Linked DNA regions of Homo sapiens: region 2 is linked to region 1. A link is a loop called in an ENCODE intact Hi-C map of the cell type or tissue named here. Cell type or tissue: A673. All regions are shown on one strand. Each heading gives the region's core, and the rest is flanking DNA. Links, peaks and the distances in the headings are about the cores only. Region 1 overlaps RGS5 (regulator of G protein signaling 5). Region 2 has its middle 36 kb from the start of RGS4.

Region 1 (11,807 bases), core at 2,134-10,133:
CATTTTAATCCTCATTATTGTTTTATATGTGTTCTCTCATTTTATATCTGCAGACACTATAGTACTATTTCCATTTTGCAGATGAGGTCACGGAATGACAGGAGTTTAAATAACTTAAGATAACCCAGCCAGTATTTGGTGGAGACAGATGTGAGCCCAAGCTGTCTGATGCTAGAGTTCCCAGGTAGAACTCTGCATGCATTGCCTACTAGTCTTCTGAGGGCTCTGGTCTTCACTATTGTTAGATATATGACATTTGGAAAAAATGATCACTTTTTTTTATTATTATTATACTTTAAGTTTTAGGGTACCTGTGCACAACATGCAGGTTTGTTACATATGTATACATGTACCATGTTGGTGTGCTGCACCCATCAACTCGTCATTTAGCATTAGGTATATCTCCCAATGCTATCCCTCCCCCCTCCCCCTACCCCACAACAGTCCCTGGTGTGTGATGTTCCTCTTCCTGTGTCCATGTGTTCTCATTGTTCAATTCCCACCTATGAGTGAGAACATGTGCTGTTTGGTTTTTTGTCCTTGCAATAGTTTGCTGAGAATGATGGTTTCCAGCTTCATCCAGGTCCCTACAAAGGACATGAACTCATCATTTTTTATGGCTGCATAGTATTCCATGGTGTATATGTGCCACATTTTCTTAATCCAGTCTATCATTGTTGGACATTTGGGTTGGTTCCAAGTCTTTGCTATTGTGAATAGTGCCACAATAAACATATGTGTGCATGTGTCTTTATAGCAGCATGATTTATAATCCTTTGGGTATATACCCAGTAATAGGATGGCTGGGTCAAATGGTATTTCTAGTTCTAGATCCCTGAGGAATCGCCACACTGACTTCCACAATGGTTGAACTAGTTTACAGTCTCACCAACAGTGTAAAAGTGTTCCTATTTCTCCACATCCTCTCCAGCACCTGTTGTTTCCTGACTTTTTGATGATCGCCATTCTAACTGGTGTGAGATGGTATCTCACTGTGGTTTTGATTTGCATTTCTCTGATGGCCAGTGATGATGAGCATTTTTTCATGTGTTTTTTGGCTGCATAAATATCTTCTTTTGAGAAGTAAAATGACCACTTTTTACTGCCAGACCTCAGTTCCCTCATCTGTAAAATGATGACGTTATCCATCATTTTAGATGTTTTTTGAGCTATTTCCAGCTATAAAATTAAATCATTCCACTTGATTATTTATTTCTCTATAAAATTTTTGTTTCCAACTCCTTATCCATTGTTCTCTATGGCTGTCAGACTATCTTATGTGCAGTAAGCCTTGATAAATGAGTACTAATTGCCAAACAACAAACTACAGCAGAATTTACTGCTTCTTTGTATCTTCAGTATTTTAGTGAGTAGATATGGTCAGAATTCTGGGTACTCCTCCATCACGGGATGCAACTATTTTCACGCTCAGTTTTAAAACTAACCTTCTAATCTATCCATCACTTTATCACAATTCTATACTAGAAAAGCACCAGGCAAATCTTAAATATTAATCCATAGGACAAGTTGTTGAATATTGGGAGACCCAAAAAGCTACCCTTTCCCAGTCACCTTAGCACTTTACCCATGCTTTTAAGACAGGGTTCATCATATTGCATTATGGTCATTGACTTATGTTTCTGTTTTTCTACTTGGATATGAGAACTTTTTGATGGTAGGAATTTAGTCTTAAATACTTTTTAACCCCTGTGCCTAGCACAATGCTTGGCAATATAGTAAACATTTAAAAATATTTGCCAAAGTGAACTAAAAATATCTTGATTTTGTTCTTTACAAATCTGCTAACATTTACCTCCCAGTCAATGCTAATCATAACCAAAGTTTTAAAGAGATGTGGTGAAGTTCACATGGCAGCCAAATAGGATTTTACTATTGTACACATACTTTCCTCATTTGTTCACAGGGAGGCTGTGATGAGGCAATTTAAGTAAATGCCTAAGATTTGCAGTTACGGATATTAGGGAAAAAAAATGTAAGGAAACCTGTGGTAACTTATAAAAACTCCATAAATGCCTAATTATAACATATTTTCCTTTAGGCTAGTAAATATGGTTTTGAAAACTATGTTTTAGGAACAGTCATCTCTACAGTGTCATTTCCTTTTCATTTTGTTCTGCTTTCACTCTTTCCCTAAGACCCTCTCATTGACTAAAGCCAACTCAGGTCCCATAGTACCTCAGATCAAGCTCAGCACGGCATTAGGGTAAAAACTGGGACTGTTCTGCCGAGGGAGCTTATATAACATTGTGAATTAGAATAAGTGTCGCTTTAATTCCAAGTGTTGCAAGTTACTTAAATTATCTAATGTTTAGTTCTTTTGCCTAGAAATTTGGACTGATAAAATAGTATATCCTAAGACTTTTTGAGATGATTAAATATACTAATGCATGTGAGTCACTTAGCACAGCATTTGGCATAGAACACGGCTTCTTTAAAGTTAGTTCTAACTACACAATCATTTTTCCAACCCACCGCCCATGTTCCCTAGCTTCGAACATTACATTGAAACATACAAAAAATTCCCCGCAAGTTACTAAGGAATTACTACACCCACAACCTTCTATATTCTACCTCTGGGGACAAGAATTGCCAATTTTATATTTATCTGAAAAATGAAGAAAACATTAAGTGGGGAGGAGAAATGCATGCAATATTTGTGGCTACCCTCTGCTGACTAATGTGCAGTATTACAGTCAGAGATGCAAGGTGCACTAGGACACAGTATCCCACCCAGTCCGTGAAAACCTTCATCCATAATCCATATCCTCCTGGCTCCATAGGTCCCTCCCTTCCTGTGCACCCATCTGTGGAATCCATGCTGCAACTGTTTTCAGTTTCAACCTTGACACAATAGTCCACTCACCAATATTTAGATAACAATGATGTAATGAAAGTCTCTCATGTTTAGGTTTCTGTTTGGTTGGTTGTTTTGGTTTTAACTTTATCCCCCCTCTCAAATTTAGTTCCTTTTTTTTCTATTTCTTGCTCCATTTGAGCCTTTTGCTTTTGTAAAAGGCAGAAAAATATTTGTGTTTGATTTCCTGATGCAAGAATAATAGTTGGAGATTAAGGGATAATTAGAACAAAGAAATCGAATGTATGTAAAAGAATTATTAGTGACTTAATTCATTTATTCCTTACTGATTAACTCATTGGTCATGTTTACTGTGTCAGGCAGTATGCAGTAAATATACAAACACCATTAGGTTTGCTCCTTGCTTTCAAGGTGCTTTTAGCCCGGAGAGGTCTTAGATGTGGAAACAATCACAAACGGGTGCTTAAAGACAGACTGTCCAGAAAGCAGCAGAACTCTCACAGAGGAGCACCAGTGTCCACAACGGTAGATCAGGGGGAACTTCTCAGAGGAGGCAAATGTGGAACTAGAGAATGAGCAGCAGTCAGTCAGTTGGGCTAGAAAAGAATGAGCGTTCCAGAGGGAAGGGTGGGTGCGTGTTATTTTAAGGGATGTAAAAGTAGTTTGTACTGCAAGAGGGTGAAATGTGAGACAGCAGAAAGCCCATTCAAAGAAGTTACTCTGCTTCCCTTCCAGATAGAGGGATGGATGTTGGAGGGACCTCTATACAGTACCTAGCTTGCAGCAAAGTTGGTATGAAAACAAACAAGAGATAAAACTATTGAAAAGCGCCTTTCAAAAACTGTCTGTATTTAAAGACGTGGCATCCTATCATATGAACACAATGTATCTCACATTTTCTTTTACTATTTCAGAATGCATTTTCTGTGAAAACACCATTTATAAATGGTAGTTAAATGCTCAAGACATACCACAAAATCCTTTTAAAACCAGGATGAATCAGTACCCTACTACTATTTTATCTATATCACTGCTTAAATAGAGTTTTTTGTGGAATGATCTAGAAATCAACTATCATTTATAACATTGCCAAGAGAAAATCGTATTCCATTTCTTCAGAGCAGACTAACATACCAGAACATCAGGTTACTCTTTTCCTCATATTTGCCCTGGAAATGTAAGGGAGAAAAGATATTCAGTGCTTTGGAAAACACTTCTTTCTATGGCTTCAGTTTCTGGCTTGGTATAGGCTCAAGTATAGAGCATTATAAAGTTAAGAGTATTTAAGTTGTGAAGTCTATTAAATTTAATTAGGAGTTCATTGTTCAGGGAATGACTAATGTTATTGCATTTCTGCTCATACAACAGTAAAGTTTAAAGGCCGAGGAGCTGAGAAATGCTGAAGTTCAAATCACTTTAAACATTGCACTCTTTTCACAAGACTAAATAATGTTAGATTTGTTTTACTCCTCAAGAATCCCTGGAATATTATTTCATCCCCCGTTTCCCTTTCCTCCCTACCATAGCCTCACAGACATATGAAAATAAAACAAACCAAATGAAAAATTCAAACAAAACAATAGCTCCAGCTTACCAAACTATTTTCCCTTTATAGATAAACTTGAATGTATCTGACATTAATTTGGCATCAAAAACAACACCATCCAGAGAAGATAATTTTCTAATTTGTTTACAATTTCCTGCTTGGTCTCGGGCTCTATTTGACTGCACACTAGACATTTTTTCCTGGCCACATTACATTAATGCTCATTAACAAGAAACTATTTTTATCTCCTGTCATCTCTCTTCCTCCTCTTGTTATTCTTTTGTTTTACAAAGAAAAACTTGTTTTGAAATAAAATCAATTGAAAATGCTTGAGTTAAAGTTTAATTAAAGGCTCAGAGGAAGATAATTCTTTGTCTAGATGACTCACATTAGTGATTCCAAACTGAAAACGGTTTGAATAATTCTGGGGCTTTGCAGTTTTAAATCTGCTCCCTGTGTGGGTATGCTGGCTGGCTGGGAAGTCAAAACTCAAAAGGCCACGGACCACCTCAGTCCTTCCTGCTAGTGCGTGAATTTAATGGGTTATCACCTTAAGATGCATAAGTGTGGAAAACCAGCACAAGCAATCACTAAAAACAGAAACATGGTTAAATTTTGAGAAATACAATTATATTCCACCAGAATGTGTGAAGAACCAATTATATATAAAATCTTATACTAGGTGTTTCAAGGGTTACAGAGTTGTTTCTCGCTTCAGAGACACTTGGAACAATTGAATATAAAACACATATATGTAAACTGTATAGCAGATATTTTTCCAATCACTGATGAAGGTAGGTGGAGTATAAAAACAAAAGAACGTAGGCCTGGCACAGTGGCTCATGCCTGTAATCCCAGCACTTTAGGAGGCCGAGGTGGGTGGATCATGAGGTCACGCATTCAAGACCAGCCTGGCCAAGATGGTGAAACCCCATCTCTACTGAAAATACAAAAAAAATTAGCCAAGCGTGGTGGCAGGCACCTGTAATCCCAACTACTCGGGAGGCTGAGGCAGAGAATTGCTTGAACCCAGGAGGTGGAGGTTGCAGTAAGCCAAGATCATGCCGCTGCACTCCAGCCTGGACAACAGAGCAAGACTCCATCTCTAAATAAATAAATAAACAAACAAACAAACATAGACTGTAACCTCAAGGAGCCCTAACTTCCCAATGTGCAATGGGAGATATTATATACCTAAAAACTGCTCCTAATATATCCTCAGAGCCCTCTGAATTTTCCATTCATGGCATTTTTCAATTGGCATTTATATCTCCATATGTATATGTATATGCGAATATTGTCTATCTCTCCCATTAAAGTGTCAGGTCCCCAAGAGCAGAGTGAACATTTGTTTAGTTCACAATTACAGCTTCAGCACTTAGCACAGGGCCTGGCATTTAATAGCATTCAATAAAGATTTGCCATGTAAATTGATGAATGAGCAAATGAATGAATGAACTGAATTGCTAGGTTATAGTAAAGCTGCATTTTGGGGTGGAGTAGGTGAAATATTGGAGTGCAGCTTAGAATGAGTCACGGAGGACTAAGATGTCTCTAATTTGCTAACTGGACAGAGGTAACACCATTAAATGACTATAAGCACTATAAAGTAAGTGAATTCAATTTCTGTCCTTGAAAGAGATTGAGAATGGTCAAGTGGGGCATTTAGTTCCTCATATTATATAGGACATATGCTGATGAGAAGAGGCAGGGAGGATAATTGCAATCACTAGCAATCTGAAAAGAATCAATTATAAGACCATAATTTTTCAGGATTTAAAAGAAACAGAAGTAGCCCTGGGGCATAGGCTATTCCTGTGGTTGAAAGGCTTTCGGCAATCACAAACAGGTTTCGCTGTAGACGCCAGACATATGTCAGGAACAGCGAGAAGGAAGAAGAGAGGGAGGAGAGTTGAGAAGCATAAGGCAAGATTTTTACAACACATTTCCAAAAGAGGTGTCCTAACATCGGATAATCCAATTTAAATTCAATGCAATTTAAATCCGTGTCGCAGATGCCCCCTGCTGGCTGTGGGAAGGCGTGAGCATTAGCAAAGAACTGAGCAAAGAGCAGATTGGTTCCAGGCTGCTTCCTTCTGAAGAAACACTACGAGGTTTCTTTCCACGGACTAAAAAGAACATGTCTGGAATAGATACCCAGGAAAGAGAAACACAAGCTTCTAAAACACTCGCTAGCCGTCAATGTCCACAGCCGAGAGTAAGACATTTGCCGGATTAGAGACCAGAGGAGAGAGGAGCTCCTCTGAGTTCCGTGCAGCTGAGAACTAATCTGAGAGGTAGAACCCAGCAGAGACTGACAGAGGGAAGAGGGCCCAGAGGGTCCCTGCGCGGGCCTATCAAGAGGGAGAATGCATTTTGCTGAAAGCTGGAACAGCTTTCTTCCTGGCTGCTCATTTAAAACTTCATATCAGTGGAGTTTGCTCCTTGTAGGTGGCTCCGAGACAGGGTAATGGATGATCTTGAAAACCCTTAGCGGGAGTATAAGAATATGCTAGTGGAAAGTCGGCTCAGTTCTGGGGCTGAAATCCTCAACTTGCCAGGATCCTCAGCATGGCCCCTAAAATCAAGATGGACTCTTAACTGCAGAGAAAGGCAGTGCCGGGTGATTGTGGTGGAAAGAATCTATCATTTTGGCATCTACCATCTACCCTATTTCTGAATTTACCTACTTCAGTTTGAACTACAGAAAATTCACTCATTGCTTGTGCTTTAACAGCATATGAAAGAGAAGTTTAGTAATAGTGTGATATCATGTTAAAACATGTATTTATTTTCTTACTTGATTTATATAATTAATATATGATACATGATGGAAAATGACTCTATGGTTAGTTAATATGAAATACTCCTCGGGTGCTCCAAATGATAAAAAGGTGAAGAAAATGCTAAGGAATATATAGTAGTAGTAGTATTAATGTGTTATGATATGACTTCAGAAATGAAAGCTCTGTTTCTAAACACAAGTGAATCATTCCCTAGCAGTGTTTTAGGCTTTCACTCATATTAGTGATTAATTACATAATAAGCCCCTTCAAACTATAAGATGGCTGAAAAGATGGAACTGACAATGTCATTTGTGTCAAATATATTCACAGAAAGCACGTTTATCTATTATACCCTTTCAACTCTTGATATGTTCTAACGTTTCCCTTCAGCAGATTGTCTTAATAACAACTCTTTTCATTTTTATGTTCAAGCTGTTACCTCAGCTACCCCAGGTTAGCTCATTTTCAGTAAGGGACCATCACAAGTAACCTGCAGTAACAGACTAGGAAGTCTCCCAGGGTTCTTGTTTAAATAAGCTGACTTAATTTCTTAGGACCATGGTGGACAGAGAAAAGCCTGTGCAGGCCGGGTGCAGTGGCCCACGCCTGTAATCCCATCACTTTGGGAGGGCAAGGCGGGCAGATCACCTGAGGTTGGGAGTTCGACACCAGCCTGACCAACATGGTGAAACCCCGTCTCTACTAAAAATACAAAATTAGCCATGAGTGGTGGTGCATGCCTGCAATCCCAGCTACTCCAGAGGCTGAGGCAGGAGAATCCCTTGAACCCAGGAGGTGGAGGTTGTGGTGAGCTGAGATCACGCCATTGCACTCCAGTCTGGGCAACAAGAGTGAAACTCAGTCTCAAAAAAAAAAAAGAAAAGAAAAAAAGAAAAAGAAAACCCTGTGCAGCCTCTCCTTTTGTTCACTTATTTATTCAACAAATTAAAAGTATGTTTACTGAATGCCTACCACATGATGTACGCTATAATATGTTTTGATATTTTCAACGAAATAAAAAAGATAAGGTCCTCTCATTGAGTTTATGTTTAAATTGGGCAAGACAGATACAAAACAAGAAATGAAAAACAATGAAATAAAAAATTTTAGCTGGTTGTAATCACTACAATATGACATGATGTATGTCATAGTTAATTCAGCTACTTGACCTAATCAAGCATTCACATCTCAACAGTGGTCAGCAAACTCTTTAGAAAGACCATGCTCCAAAGGTGGCTGCTGTAGCTGCCTCAGCTATCCCTATAGAGATCGAAATCAGATGCTTTGCCAACTAGCAGGACGCGTGCTAGAAGTGAGTGTTTACACGTAGGCTTGTTCATTAGATAATGGGCTCTCCAGTCACAATAATATTCAAGTTATTTGGACTTGTGACACTATTGTGGAAACCCCCACCCATTCCATAGAAAGGTTTTGAAAATGTAATTCACTCTTAACCCTTAGAGATGGCACCTGTGGCTTGATTCCCACAAAGTCCTCTATCCAGACATTGATGCTAAGATTTCTTGTTGCCTGATATCAACTAAAAGATATTAGAATCCCAGCTTAGAATATTATTGTATCTGAGCAAACCCTTCATACAAGGTGTAGTCAGGGCAGAAAGAACTAGGACTTTATTGAGATTATAGAATAAGTCATACAAACATTTTACATGAGCTTGTTAATAAGTATTTGTCCAAAAAGTATGGCACAGTTGGATTTCATTATGCATAGGGTGGTCTTGCTTTCATAAACCTGGCCCTACTTGTTGGGCATCCTCTTCTTCAGTCACCTGGGGGAGAAACACACTTTATCTCCCAGATCCCTGATATATCCAAGTGTGGAGGACCACATGAGGTCACCAGACTTTCATTTAATCATACAATTCCTTAATCTAGGTGCAAGGACTCCACCCATGATCACGCAGTCACCCCTCTCCACGGCAAACACGCAGAAAACAAGTGATCTGTAGCAACTCTTAAAGATAATAATAATAGCTTAAATACATATTAATGTATCGGGTGTTAATGCATATATTCCTCCACATGTAATTTTTCCTCTTTAAAGACTGTTGCCAGGCATTTCATGCTTTCTTGCCTCTGAGGGAGTTGTGTTGTGACGTCAAAAGCAAATGATAATTGACAAGAGTATCCCATTTTGGTATTTGTTTTCCAAAACCCCAAAATCACTGAGATACGCCAGCTTGTTCCCAGAGAGAAGGAGTGAAAGACTACTGTGTTTGATGAGTGGCAAAGAAAGAAACAGAAAGCCTGAGCATGGTGGCTCATGCCTGTGATCCCAGCACTTTAGGAGGCCAAGGCGGGTGGATCACCTGAGGTCAGGAATTCAAGACCAGCCTAGACAACATGGTGAACACTCCCCGCCGTCTCTTCTAAAAATACAAAAAAATTAGCCAGGCGTGGTGGTACGTGCCTGTAGTCCCAGCTACTAGGGAAGCTGAGGCACAAGAATAGCTTGAACTTGGGAGATGGAGGTTGCAGTGAACTGAGATGGTGCCACTGCACTTGGGCCTAGAAAACAAAAGGGAGACTCTGTCTCAAAAGAATTTTTAAAAAATTAAAAATTTAAAAATAAATAAATAAAAGAAGCAGAAAAATAGGGAAAAGAGAGAATCCCTGAGAAAATGTCAGAGGACAGGGATTTAGGGTTCTATAACTAATCAAATCCTCATCTTCTCTAGCCACTTATGCATTTTCAGGAGTCCAGGGAGGTGGTAGGAGCACAGAAGGGTACAACAATGTAGTACGCCTAATGAGACTTGATCCTAAAAGCACCAGGGTTCCTACCCTTAACCAAGACGATACCTAAACCCACACAAGGGGCTCTAGCTTCAAGAGATTATGAAGCTTCGAACAAGAAACTGATAAATAATGATGCATTTATAAATTTTCAAAACCCAGCCATCTATAAGCATGAAAGGCCCCTACCCCAGCACACACACATACACACACACAAAGATTGCTTAAACTTAAACAGGAAGTGTTCAGGAGAACTTACCATAAAATGGTGATGAAACCATGGAAATCGTGAACAATAAATGTGGTGAAGTTTCCATTACAGAAGAAAAGTCATCAAGAAAAGACTAGCAACCAGCTGTTTTGGATAACTAAGTCATATGACCACCTGGATCTGTCCAAGCAATATCATAAGATACTTTCCAGATCCCTATTCTATTACTACAGTCAAAAGTAACGTGTTGAATTGTGTTAAATCTTCCCCACATTTGAGAGAGACAATGTCCAACTCCCAACTGTGGCAAAAATCCTGTCTCAGATTATGTAACTGGAAGCTTGTAAAGCAAATACGATACACGTTAAAAAGACTGTTCCTAGAGAGAAAGTCAAGTGGAACATTGAACTCTTAGAAAATCCAATTAATACCAAAACTAAACTCTTGTTTTCTTAAAGCAAGAGACAGAATGACATAGTGGTAAAGGGCCTGGATATTGGAGGCAAACTGCCCCGATTCATCTTACTACATGTGTGACTTTTGGCAAGTTTTTAAACCTTACCTTGCCTTAGTTTTCTCATCTGTAAAATGAAGATAATAATGGTATCTATTTCATAAGCCTCTTGTGATTAAGTGAGTTACTATATGTGAAACACTAATATTAGTGCCCAGCACATGTACTATGGTACTCCATAAGTGGCAAGGTTTATTATTATTATTACTTACAGAAAGTCCTGTGCCAATGAAGGAAACTGTCCAGATTATTAACAGAAAAAAATGACAGCTGTCAACATAGAACGTAACATAGAGCATAACAATTGGAAATAGAGAAAAACAGAACAAAACAGTACAACAGGAAAAGATTTGCCCTTGACTAAATCCTATTATCAACTTAGTCAGTACTTTTATGGGTGATCTTGAATATGTTATTTGAGCTCTCCTGTTTTCTGCCAAAAAAGAAAAGGTAGAAAAAGAGAAAGGGAGAAAGGAAATAAGTTTAGTGAGAAAACCTCTAATAGCTCCTCCAGCTATAAAAAATTAAGATTTCAAGAGGATCACATTCAATATATTTACTATATAAATGAGAGCAATCAAGGACCTGAGGTGTTCAATGCCTTGTGAATGGCACCATGTATTCCTTTTTACTCAACCCTTCTTCCCAATATCCCATTTTTATGTAACTGTAATATTCTCCTTACTCTCATAATTTATAAATGCTCCAATCTACATTATTTAGACTTTCTTCTTCATTGCCAATAGCTAATCTGTCACAAGTGTTTTTCTGTCTTCCCAGAAAATCCTTTTATTTTTATTTTTTGAGACAGGGTCTCACTCTGTCACCCAGATTGGAGTGCAGTGGCATGATATTGGCTCACTGCAGCCTCCACCTCCTGGGCTCAACCAATTCTTCTAACTTTTGTATTAATATTTTTTGTAGAGATGGCATTTTGCCATGTTGCCCAGTCTGGTCTCAAATGCCTGAGCTCAGATGATCCACCCGCCTCGGCCTCCTCAAGTGCTGGAATTACAGGTGTGAACCGCTGCGCCCAGACAAGGAAATCCTGTTAAATGTGTCCTTGCTTCTTCATACCTATATTTACCACCCTTCTCCAGGTCTGAATTACTGTAACATCCCACCTGCCCATTTTCCTCTTCCTATTGCAGTGCCTTC
Region 2 (11,807 bases), core at 2,327-10,326, 69 kb before region 1:
GGCCACTCCTACAACCAAGAAGGTGGTACAAGGCCTAGTGGGCCTATTTGGATTTTGGAGACAACACAGTCCTCACTTGGGTGTGTTACTCTGGCCCATTTATCAAGTGACCCAAAAGGCTGCCAGTTTTGAGTGGGGTCCAGAACAAGAGAAAGCTCTGCAACAGGTCCAGGCTGCTGTGCAAGCTGCTCTGATACCTGGGCCATATGACCCAGCAGATCCAGTGATCTTTGAGGTGTCAGTGGCAGATAGGGATGCTGTTTGGAGACTTTGGCAGGCCTCCATAGGTGAATCACAGCAGAGGGCTCTAGGATTTTGGAGCAAGGCCCTCCGATCTTCTGCAAATAACTACTCTCCTTTTGAGAGACAGCTCTTGGCCTGTTACTGGGCTTTGGTGGAAACCGAACATTTGACTATGGGTCATCAAGTCACCATGTGACCTGAACTGCCTATCATGAACTGGGTGCTTTCTGGCCCATCTAGCCATAAAGTGGGTTGTGCATATCAGTATTCCATCATCAAATGGAAGTGGTATACGTGATCAGGCTCGAGCAGGTCCTGAAGGAACAAGTAACTTACGTGAGGAAGTGGCTCAAATGCCCATGGTCTCCACTCCTTCCTTCTCTCCCCCAGCCTGCACCGATGGCCTCATGGAGAGTTCCCCATGATCAGTTGACAGAGGAAGAGAAGACTAGGGCCTGGCTCACAGATGGTTCTGCATGATATGCAGGCACCACCCAAAAGTAGACAGCTGTAGTGCTACAGCCCCTTTCTAGGACATCCCTGAAGGACAGTGGTGAAGGGAAATCTCCCCAGTGGGCAGAACTTTGAGTAATGCACCTGGTTGTGTCCTTTGCATGGAAGGAGAAATGGCCAGGTATGCGATTATGTATGGATTCATGGGCTCTGGCCAATGGTTTGGCTGGATGGTCAGGGACTTGGAAGAAGCATGATTGGAAAATTGGTGACAAAGAAATATGGGGAAGAGGTGTGTGGATGGACCTCTCTGAGTGGTCAAAAACTGTAAAGATATTTGTATCCCATGTGAGTGCTCACCAATGGGTGACCTCAGCAGAGGCGGATTTTAATAATCAAGTGTATACGATGACCTGTTCTGTGGACACCACTCAGCCACCTTCCCCAGCCACCCCTGTCATCTCCCAGTGGGCCCATGAACAAAGTGGCCACAGTGGCAGGAATGGAGGTTATGCAGGGGCTCGGCACATGGACTTCTACTCACAAAGGCTGACCTGGCTACAGTCACTGCTGAGTGCCCAATTTGCCAGCAGCAAAGACCAACACTGAGCCCTTGATATGGCACCATTCCTCGGGGTGATCAGCCAGCTACCTGGTGGCAGGTTGATTATATTGGACCTCTTCCATCATGGAAAGGGCAGAAAGTTGTCCTCACTGGAATAGACACTTACTCCAGATATGGGTTTGCCCATCCTGCATGCAACGCTTCTGTCAAGACTACCATCTGCAGACTCATAGAATGCTTTATCCACCACCATGGTATTCCACACAGCATTGCCTCTGACCAAGGCACTCACTTTACGGCTAAAGGAGTGGAACGGTCAGCTCAGGCTCATTGAATTCACTGGTCTTACCATGTTCCCCATTATCCTGAAGCAGCTGAATTGATGGAATGATCTTTTGAAGTCATAATTACAATGCCAACTAGGTGACAGTACTTTGCAGGGCTGGAGCAAAGTTCTCCACAAGGCTGTGTATTCTCTGAATCAGCATCCAATATATGGTATTGTTCCTCCCATAGCCAGGATTCACGGGTCCAGGAATCAAGGGGCGGAATTGGAAGTGGCACCACTCACCATCACCCCTAGTGATCCACTAGCAAAATTTTTGCTTCCTGTTCCTGCGACATTGTGTTCTGCTGGCCTAGAGGTCTTAGTTCCAGAGCAAGGAACACTGCTATCAGGAGACACAAGAATGATTCCATTAAACTGGAAGTTAAGATTGCCACCTGGACACTTTGGGCTCCTCCTACCTTTAAATCAGCAGGCTAAGAAGGGAGTTAGAGTGTTAGCTGGGGTGACTGACCTGGGCTATCAAAATGAAATCAGTCTACTACTCCACAATGGAGGTAAGGAAGAGTATGCATGGAATACAGGAGATCCATTAGGACATCTCTTAATATTACCATGCCCTGTGATTAAGATCAATAATGGGAAACTCCAACAGCCCAATCCAGGCAGGATTACAAATGGTCCAGACCCTTCAGGAACTAAGGTTTGAGCCAGGACAAAAATCACGACCTGCTGAGGTGCTTGCTGAAGACAAAGGGAATACAGAATGGGTAGTAGAAGAAGGTAGTCATCAATACTAGCTACGACCACGTGACCAGCTGCAGAAATGAGGACCGTAACTGTCACGAGTATTTCCTCCTTCTTTTGTTAAAAGCATGTTTGTGGATGTATGCACTTGTACTAGAAAATATCTTCATTTTATTTCCTTTCCCTTTATCATGTGACATAAGATTTATTGACTTCATATCAGCATTTAAGTATTGTTAACTTTATGTAGTAGGATTTGGGTTGGGGATCGGTGCATTTCCAGTTGTACGAAGGATAGTTGTATTATGTTAGGCATAATTATGACCTCATTGTTGTCTTTATTTGAAGATTATGTATGATCTCAGAAGATGTGTATGGGTTCAGGTTCACAAGGGGTTAACTCGTGATGGTTAACACTGAGTGTCAACTTGATTGGATTGAAGGATATGACATATTAATTCTGTGTTGCCAAAGGAGATTAACATTTGAGTCAGTGGGCTGGGGAAGGCAGATCTACCCTTAATTTGGTGGGCACAATCTAATCAGCTTACAGATACAAAGCAGGCAGAAAAAATGTGAAAAGGAGAGACTGACCTAGGCTCCCAGCCTACATCTTTCTCCCGTGCTGGATGCTTCCTGCCCTCAAACACCGGACTGTAAGTTTTTCAGTTTTGGGACTTGGACTGGCTCTCCTTGCTCCTCAGCTTGCAGACAGCCTATTGTGGGACCTTTGTGATCATGGAAGCTAATATTTAATAAACTCCCATGTATATATATTATATATATATATAATAGGATGTATATATAATATATATCCTATTAGTTCTGTCCCTCTAAGAGAACCCTAATACAGAGCCTCCATCTCTTCTTCAATTGAGTAAGCAAAATGGTACGTACTTTACAGTGTTTCTGTGAAGATTGAATAAAATTATGCACTAACAAGTGCCTAACATAGGACAGTGGATTTGCTCTGCCAACAAGGTTCTGAGCCCCTTATAAGCTGCCTTCCAGTCCTGCTAGCCTGGGAAACCAAAGAATTATATTCCTCATAACCCACTGCAGCAAACTTTCTGAATGTGAGTTGAACTTCACCAATTAGATATGATTGTGTGAATCTTTAATATAGAAGGGAGATAAATAGAAAGAGAGCCAGGATATGACATAGTTATTTTGCTGGTGAGGATCATGGCAATTGTGGTAAAATTCTGGATCTGGCACCTGTAGTGGTGACTTCTCTGATTCAGCAGGTTTGTGTTCATGGCCGAGGTGTTGACAGGATCCATGGCAACTACTTTCTTGATTCTGCTATTCCTTGAAAGTGGAAGGAGCAGCAGCTCCCTGGCAGGCCAGTTCTTTGGTGTGCTGTTAAAGTCATTTCTGGAAGCTCAATACAAGTCTGTTTCTTCAGCCTTGCCAATAATTCTGTGAATGGTCTGTAACTGTTAATAGATCAATTTTTGCTTAAACTAGCTATAGAAGATTTGGTTTTTACAATTAGGAACCATGATGAATATTGTAAGCAATAAGCTTATGAGTTATGTCTGAAGATATGTCTCATGGAAGGCATCCTTTTAGGGAATAAATTTTGGTATAGTGGGAAAATCATGGCTTTGGGGGACATCGTATGTTCAGATCCAGATGCCTTATGAGTCATGGAACCCCAGGCAAATTATTACACTTGTCTGAAATTCGGGCTCCTCGTCTGTAAAATGTTGTTAGTAATATAAATATAAATGATTTATTATTAAAACATCTATTAACTATTTACTAAATATCAACTCTTTTTTAACTTTTAGGTTCAGGGGTACATATGCAGATTTGTTATATAGGTAAATTGCATATCCTGGGGTTTGGTGTATGGATTATTTCATTACCCAGGTAATAAGCATAGTATGTGAGTTTTGCAATCCTCACCCTTCTCCCACCCTCTACCCTCAAGTAGGTCCTCATGTCTGTTGTTCCCTTCTTTGTTTCCTTATGTACTCAATGTTCAGCTTCTACTTATAAGTGAGAATATGCAGTTTTTGGTTTTCTGTTTCTATGTTAGTTTGCTTAGGATAATGGCCTCCGGCTCCGTCCAGGTCACTGCAAAGGATGTGATCTCACTATCTTTTATAGCTGCAAAATATTCCATGGTATATATGCACCACATTTTTTTAATCCAGTTTACCGTTGATGGGAACTAAATGTCAACTCTTTAAAAAAACTTTATTTGAACCAAATAGACTAATGCCTGACCTCATAGAGCTCAAACTCCAGTGGGAAGATAAAGACAATTAAATATAGAAATAAGGATACATACTATGTCAATGAGTACTTTGAGAAGAAAAATAAACTAGAGGAAGAGATTGGAGTACAATGTGGGGCAGGTGGATCCTGTTTTATGCAGTGTGGGAAGGCTACTTTGAGTTGAGACCTGAAGGATGTCAGAGCAAAAGAGACGTGGATATCTGAAGTAAAAGAGTACTACGCAGATGGCAAGCATGCTTTGCACATTTAAGGACCAGCTGGAAGGCCAGTAAGTGATGGAAAGAATGGTTGGCAATGAGGCCAGAGTGTTAGCAGGTTAGAATCATGAACCAGATCATGGTTCTCAAAACACTGAAAGGCCTTTGTATTTCATGGGGATTGAGAATAAGATATAGGGTTGGGCACAATGGCTCATGCCTGTAATCTCAGCTTTTTGGGAGGCCAAGGTGAGAGGATCACTTGAGGCCAGGAGTTCAAAAGTAAGATATAAAATGTCCACCTCCTAGCCTAGCACAGCAGAGTTCCTTTTCTTTCCTCCACAAAGTTAGTTTAATACGATGATATAAATGGGACTCCTAGGCACCATTGCAGTTGTTTTTTTTTTCTGTGCATTCTTCTCCTCTCTCCAGAAAATTTTAAAAATCTTACTCATCTTCAGAGGCTACCAATTTATTTTTCTTAGAACAGACCAGTTTTTAATAACCCAGTGAATATGAGGTATGTAAAGGGAAAGAAAAGTAGATAAGGTAAAAAATGTAAGAAATTAAAGAAAAATATTGATGTCATCCTCTGGACCGAAATCCTGACACTTCACAAGAGAACAGCTTTGACAAATATTTGTAGCATGTGAGAAAAGTAATTTATCAGCTGTTCTGCTAAAGTCAACAGACTTCTCTGCATTGCATCTTTGACACAGAGCAGAACCAGCGGTCTCCTGGCCTTGCCTCTCCTGTCAGACCTTTACGTGAAGCCCTTCTTTTGTCTGTGATGTTTCTTCTCTCTGGATGGACCTTGTTTCTTTTTGCCTGACAAAATCTTTTTGATTTTTTTTAAACAATAATTAAGACCTACCTTCAGTGCCTCCTTCTCTGTAAAGCCTTCTTTGATTCCCCAGGGTAGAGTTGGTCAACTCTGCTCTCTGTTCTCAGAGCATTTTCTTATCTTTATTGTTATACTTAGTCTTTCCTGTCTCTCCCACTAGGCTGTCAGCTCCTCGAGACATGATTATGTCTCATTTATATTGTTTCTTCATCATCTTTTCATTATTATCATTCATATTTATTTTAAGTGCTGGCAAAAATGTTTGTTGACAGATGATGGAAAAGAAGAAAAGGAAGGGAGGAAGGAAGAAATGAAGGAAGGAAGGGAGGGAGGAAGGAAAGAAGGAAGGAAGGGAGGAAGGAAGGAAAGTTGGTTATTTATATTCTTTGTTGCATGACTTTCAAACACTTTTTGAAAGAGACAGAATATTTTAAACATTCAAGGAAACATAAGACCCTTAGAAAACTATAAACATATGTGGGCATTTGGTGATGATGACAACCAAGGATTTTTGCTGGAGATAGACAATTTTAGAGAGAACACATTTTCTATAAGAAATACTTGTTTTGAAAAACCTTAACATTCCTAATTCACTCTGCCTGAAGTTATGCTAAATTTCTTCCTGTTCCCTAAAAAGAAAAAAAGATTTGCATATTTTCTTTAAGATGAGCAAAAATTTCTTAATTATCTTTATTCAAACAAAACATTGATCTGAGGAATCTGACTTGCCTAATAAAACATTGAGTCCTGATTTATGTCATCACTTGGTATTCTGGCAGATGTAATAAAGACAATTTCCACTGAAGGACAGTTTTCTTTTTTCAAGTTGTTTTGTCTGTTCTGAGCTTTATTTCAACAAAACTGAATCAAAGATCTGAAAAGAGCCAGAACATTGTTGATAATAATAAAGCTTATATTTATATAAGTCTTTTTTCTGGAAGGTTAGTGGATCAGATCATATTATCCAACCATTTTTTAAAAAAAGGAAACAGAGATTCAGAAATTACATTATTAGTCTAACTTGTATAATTCTATACTGGAACAGTGAATTTAAGCATTTATGAAGTGTTACTTTGCACCTAACATTTTCACTTACTTTTAATTGTTAGTTTTGTAGTTACACTCTCTTTATTTTAAAACTACATTATTCTTAACAACACATTTTATTGATTTATGGATATTAGGCAGGGTTTAAGCTGGCAAGAGGAGAGTCCTGGTAATAATTAGATTTGCTGTCTATACTTAAGAGAAAAGATGGTATAAGAGTGAAAAAAAAAAGGTAGGTATGGTCAGATCACTCAAATTTTTGAAAATGTAAATGATTAAAAAAAGATGAGAAGTTCCAAAACATGAGTGCCAAAAAGGTGAAAGTTCAGTAGTATAAGACACATGACAAAGTTTTCTAGGAAATAATAACTAAGTTCTAAAAGAGTGCATACAGTGGCATTTATTTTAGGGAATGCAACATCATTTTAGCAAGCTTAACCGCTGCCTAACACCTAGAAATCAATAAGATACTGTTACAAAAACAATGGCTATATTTTCTATCTCCACATCTGGCTTGCTGCCATTCATAGCCTAGTGTGAATGTTGATCAACCATTTTTCATAGCTTCAGCCTCTACAAAGTGCTAAACAGAGAGGATTAAATTTTTCTCTCCAAAATAGTTATAATCCCCACTAACATAATTAATGGATTATGAAATTTTTGTGGAGAATCAACCTGCCATTTGAGCCAAGAATTACAAAAGCAGAGATGAAATCGGCAGAGAAGTGTCATTTAGCCAGAAGCAACAGAGTTAGTAATTTCTCACTTTGGCTTGATAGCAATCCCACTGCAGAGAAAAAAATGCTACCCTTGAGTTAAGAAAGAACTTGGTGATTAAAGTCATCAGAATCTTTAAATAATAAGATGAACTGGAGTTAATTTAAGCCCTTATTATGTAGCTAGAAAAGTAATAAGCACTTTGGCAAGTATGTATCTTGTTTAATTATTGCTGCTTTAATGATGTCATTATTATCTCCACTTTAGAAAAGTTAAAATTGAGGCTCAGAAAGACTGAATAACTTGACTGAGGTCACAGGCAAGAGTGCAAGCATGGACATAGTCAGATTTATGACCTACGCTTGAGCAGAGAAGATTATATGGACTCCAAAAGAAAATTTGGTGTGATTTTCTGTCCCAAATTTTTTTTAAATAGAAAAATGACTCAAAAGAGAAGGGATATGGCCGGGTGCAGTGGCTTATGTCTGTAATCCAAGCACTTTGGGAGGCCAAGGCGAGTAGATCAGCTGAGGTCCCGAGTTTGAGACCGGCCTGGCCAACATGGTGAAACCCCCTTTCTACTAAAAATACAAAAATTAGCCAGGCATGATGATGGGCGCCTGTAATCCCAGCTACTCAGGAGGCTGAGGCAGGAGAATCATTTGAACCCGGGAGGCGGAGGTTGCAGTGAGCAGAGACTGTGCAATTGCACTCCAGCCTGGGTGACAAGAGTGAAACTCCATAACAACGACAACAACAACAACAACAACAGCAACAACAAACAGAGAAGGGAAGCAAATGAAAGCTATCAGTATAGGAGTTGAATAATATAAGCATGTTACAGGGTTCTCTAGGAAAGAATAGCTGAATGCTAAAAGGTCCCATGGTAAATTTAACATGAATTAGGAGATGAACCTCAGCTTCATAGGTTCAAAGAAGGCTGGTCAATAATCTGAGTCAGTTCTTTTTCTTAAAAAATTTCAACTTTTATTTAGACTTGGGGATCCATGTGCAGGTTTGTTATATGGGTATACTGTGTGACCCTCGTTCCTTTCTCCCACAACTAGTAGTCCTCAATGTCTATTGTTCTCAACTTTATGCCCACGTATACTCAACGTTTAGCTCCCACTTACGGGTGAGAACATGCGATATTTGGTTTTCTGTTTCTGTGTTAGTTCGCTTAGGGTAATAGCCTCCACCTGTGTGTTGCTACAAAGAACATAATTTTATACTTTTTATGGTTGTATAGTATTCCATGGTGTATATGTACCACATTTTTTTCATCCAATTCACCATTGACAGGCACCTAGGTTGATTCCATCTGAGTCAGTTCAATTCAAAAAAGGTGACTCATAATGATAGAATTCACCTGAAGCTTACACTCTTCATAAATAGAATGCCAACTAATATAGGAAAATGCTCGTTAGAACAAGGTATTTATGTTCACTGGATTGGAGCATTATCCTCCCATAGACAAGGAAAAAATCAAAATATCATGAAACTCAGCAGCTCAAATCATCTGTTATCTCCATCTCCACCTTTTTATGTGTGCTAATGGGCTTACAGTTTACAGTCAGTTCTGCCTCATGGTTCATTCTTTCACTGGTTACCTACTTAAAATTCCTGTAGCTCTTTCTTTTTCCATGATCAAGCTAGGCAGAATAGGACACAATCTCTTATTCTTGGATTCCCCTCTACCATCATACACACATATAACAAGGCTAAAAGGCAAAGATATGTGTATAAGACTTTACAGAAGGCATTGGGAGGCAGATAGGGTTTTCAGTACAAGAAAACATAAAACTTGTAATTCTAAATTAGCTATCCCTGTTCTTAAAAGTACTTTGGCCACTCTGCTAAGATACCCGATAACATTTTGTCCTCTACTCCCCTCTCTTCCCTGATTTCCCCAGTATCCAGATTTTAGTTCTTTGTTTTGTTGATGCTACTTTTTTATGAATTTTAAATTATACACAAGTGACACTTGGTATTAGTCTGTGTTCATGCTGCTAACAAAGGCATAGCTGAGACTAGAAAGAAAAAGAGGTTTAATAGGACTTACAGTTCCACATGGCTGTGGAGGCCTCAGAATCATAGTGGGAGGTGAAAGGCACTTCTTACATGGCGGCAGCAAGAGAAAATGAGGAAGAAGGAAAAGTGGAAACTCCTGATAAACCCATAGGATCTCATGAGACTTATTCACTATCATGAGAATAGCACAGGAAAGAACAGCCCCCATGATTCAATTACCTCCCCCCAGGTCCCTCCCACAACACGTGGGAATTCTGGGAGATACAATTCAAGTTGAGATTTGGGTGGGGACAGAGCCAAACCATATAATTCCACCCCTGGCCCCTCCAAATCTCATGTCCTCACATTTTAAAACTAATCATGCCTTCCCAACAGTCTCCCAAAGCCTTAACTCATTTCAGCATTAACCTAAAAGCCCACAGTCCAAAGTCTCATCTGAAACAAGGCCAGTCCCTTCCACCTATGAGCTTGTAATATCAAAAGCAAGCTAGCTACTTCCTAGATACAATGGAAGTACAGGTATTGGGTAACTACAGCCATTCGAAATGGGAGAAATTGGCCAAAACAAAGGGGATATAGGGCCCATGCAAGTCCAAAATCCAGCAGGGCAGTCAAATTTTAAAGCTACAAAATGATCTCCTTTGAGTCCAGGTCTCACATCCAGGTTACGCTGATGCAAGAGGTGGATGCCCATGGTCTTGGGCAGCACTGCCGCTGTGTCTTTGCAGGATACAGCCCCCGTCCTGGCTGCTTTCACAGGCTGGTGTTGAGTGTCTGTGCTTTTTTCAGGTGCATAGTGCAAGCTGTCAGTGGATCTATCATCCTGGGGTCTGGAGGACGGTGGCCCTCTTCTCACAGCTCCACTAGGCAGTGCCCCAGTAGGCACTCCATGTGGGGGTTCTGACTCCACATATCCCTTCCACACTGGGCTAGCAGAGGTTCTCCATGAGGGCCCCGCCCCTGCAGCAAACTTCTGCCTAGGTATCCAGGCGTTTCTATACATCTTCTGAAATCTAGGTGGAGGTTCCCAAACCTCAATTCTTGACTCAATAACACATGGAAGATGCCAAGGCTTGGGGCTTCCACCCTCTGAGGCCACAGCTTGAGCTCTATGTTGGCCCCTTTCAGCCATGGCTGGAGCAGCTGGGACACAGGACACCAAGTCCCTAGGTTGCACACAGCATGGGCACCCTGGGCCTGGTCCATGAAACCACTTTTTCCTCCTGGGCCTCCAGGCCTATAGTGGGTGGGGCTGCTGTGAAGGTCACTGACATGGCCTGGAGACATTTTCCCCTTGGTCTTGGGGATTAACGTTAGGCTCCTTGCTACTTACGCAAATTTCTGCAGCCAGCTTGAATTTCTCATCAAAAAATGGGTTTTTCTTTTCTACTACATCATCAGGCTGCAAATTTTCTGAACTTTTATGTTCTGTTTCTCTTTCAAAATGGAATGCTTTTAACAGCATCCAAGTCACTTTTGAATACTTTTCTCCTTAGAAATTTCTTCTGCCAGAAGAATCATCTCTGAAGTTCAAAGTTCCACAAATCTCTAGGGCAGGAGCAAAATGCCACCAGTCTTTTCTAAAACATAACAGGAGTCACCTTTGCTCCAGTTCCCAAAAGTTTCTCATCTCCATCTGAGACCACCTCAGCCTGGACCTTATTGTCCATATTGCTATCAGGCTTTTGGTCAAAGCCAATCAACAAGACTCTAGGAAGTTTCAAACTTTCCCACATTTTCCTGTCCTCTTCTGAGCCCTCCAAACTGTTCCAACCTTTGACCGTTCCAAAATTGCTTCAACATTTTTGAGTATCTTTTCAGTGATGCCCCATTCTCCTATTACCAATTTACTATACTAGTCCATTTTCATGATGCAGACAAAGGCATACACGAGACTGCATAGAAAAAGAGCCTTCACATGGCTGGGGAGGCCTTAGAATCATGGCAGGAAGCAAAAGGCACTTCTTACATGGCAGCAGCAAGAGAAAATGAGGAAGAAGCAAAAGCGGAAACCCCAATAATCCCATCAGATCTTGTGAGACTTATTCACTATCATGAGAATAGCATGGGAAAGACCAGCCCCCATGATTCATTTACCTCCCCTGGGTCCCTCCCACAACACGTGGGAATTCTGGGAGATATGATTCAAGGTGAGATTTGAATAGGGAAACAGCCAAACTATATCACACATTAATACATCCACCTTCAAAAACAACACAGAACATTGACAATAAAGATACCTCCCAACCTCAAATAATTTTCTCTTTATTTCTGGAGCAGAGAACTTTATCTCGATTTCTTTGGTTTTCTTGTTTTTATTTTTTTTTTGTTTTTTTTTGTTTTTTTTTGTTTGTTTTTGACAACCGATACTCATAAGATCTCACCTACCAATTCAACTTTATCAACTTATTTTCCAAACAATAATAG

The links. A loop is a pair of places that touch in the nucleus more often than their neighbours do. Peaks named below come from ENCODE experiments on the same cell type or tissue, not always from the same donor. Only the 100,000 strongest peaks of a DNase experiment are listed, where the experiment ranks them.
Region 2: it touches region 1 in a loop (2.8-fold over the local background); 4 of 110 quality-filtered maps call a loop at or near these places.

The regions. Positions count from the first base shown.
Region 1 is chr1:163,168,588-163,180,394 of GRCh38, forward strand. The region is part of intron 1 of RGS5 (regulator of G protein signaling 5); the gene reads right to left. All of the region lies in intron 2 of RGS5-AS1 (RGS5 antisense RNA 1), which reads left to right. Among named protein-coding and RNA genes, the nearest start is that of RGS5-AS1, 13 kb to the left of the region's middle. RefSeq lists an enhancer at 9,019-9,188. In A673, for the core only: CTCF peaks have their summits at 2,690 (motif pointing left) and 6,407 (motif pointing left); DNase peaks (open chromatin) are centred at 2,744, 4,194, 4,794 and 6,404; H3K4me3 peaks cover 3,088 bases; H3K27ac peaks cover 4,881 bases.
Region 2 is chr1:163,099,199-163,111,005 of GRCh38, forward strand. No RefSeq gene overlaps it. Among named protein-coding and RNA genes, the nearest start is that of RGS4, 36 kb to the left of the region's middle. In A673, for the core only: no CTCF peak of the experiment used is centred there; DNase peaks (open chromatin) are centred at 5,713, 6,033, 6,333 and 7,253; H3K4me3 peaks cover 1,754 bases; H3K27ac peaks cover 3,847 bases.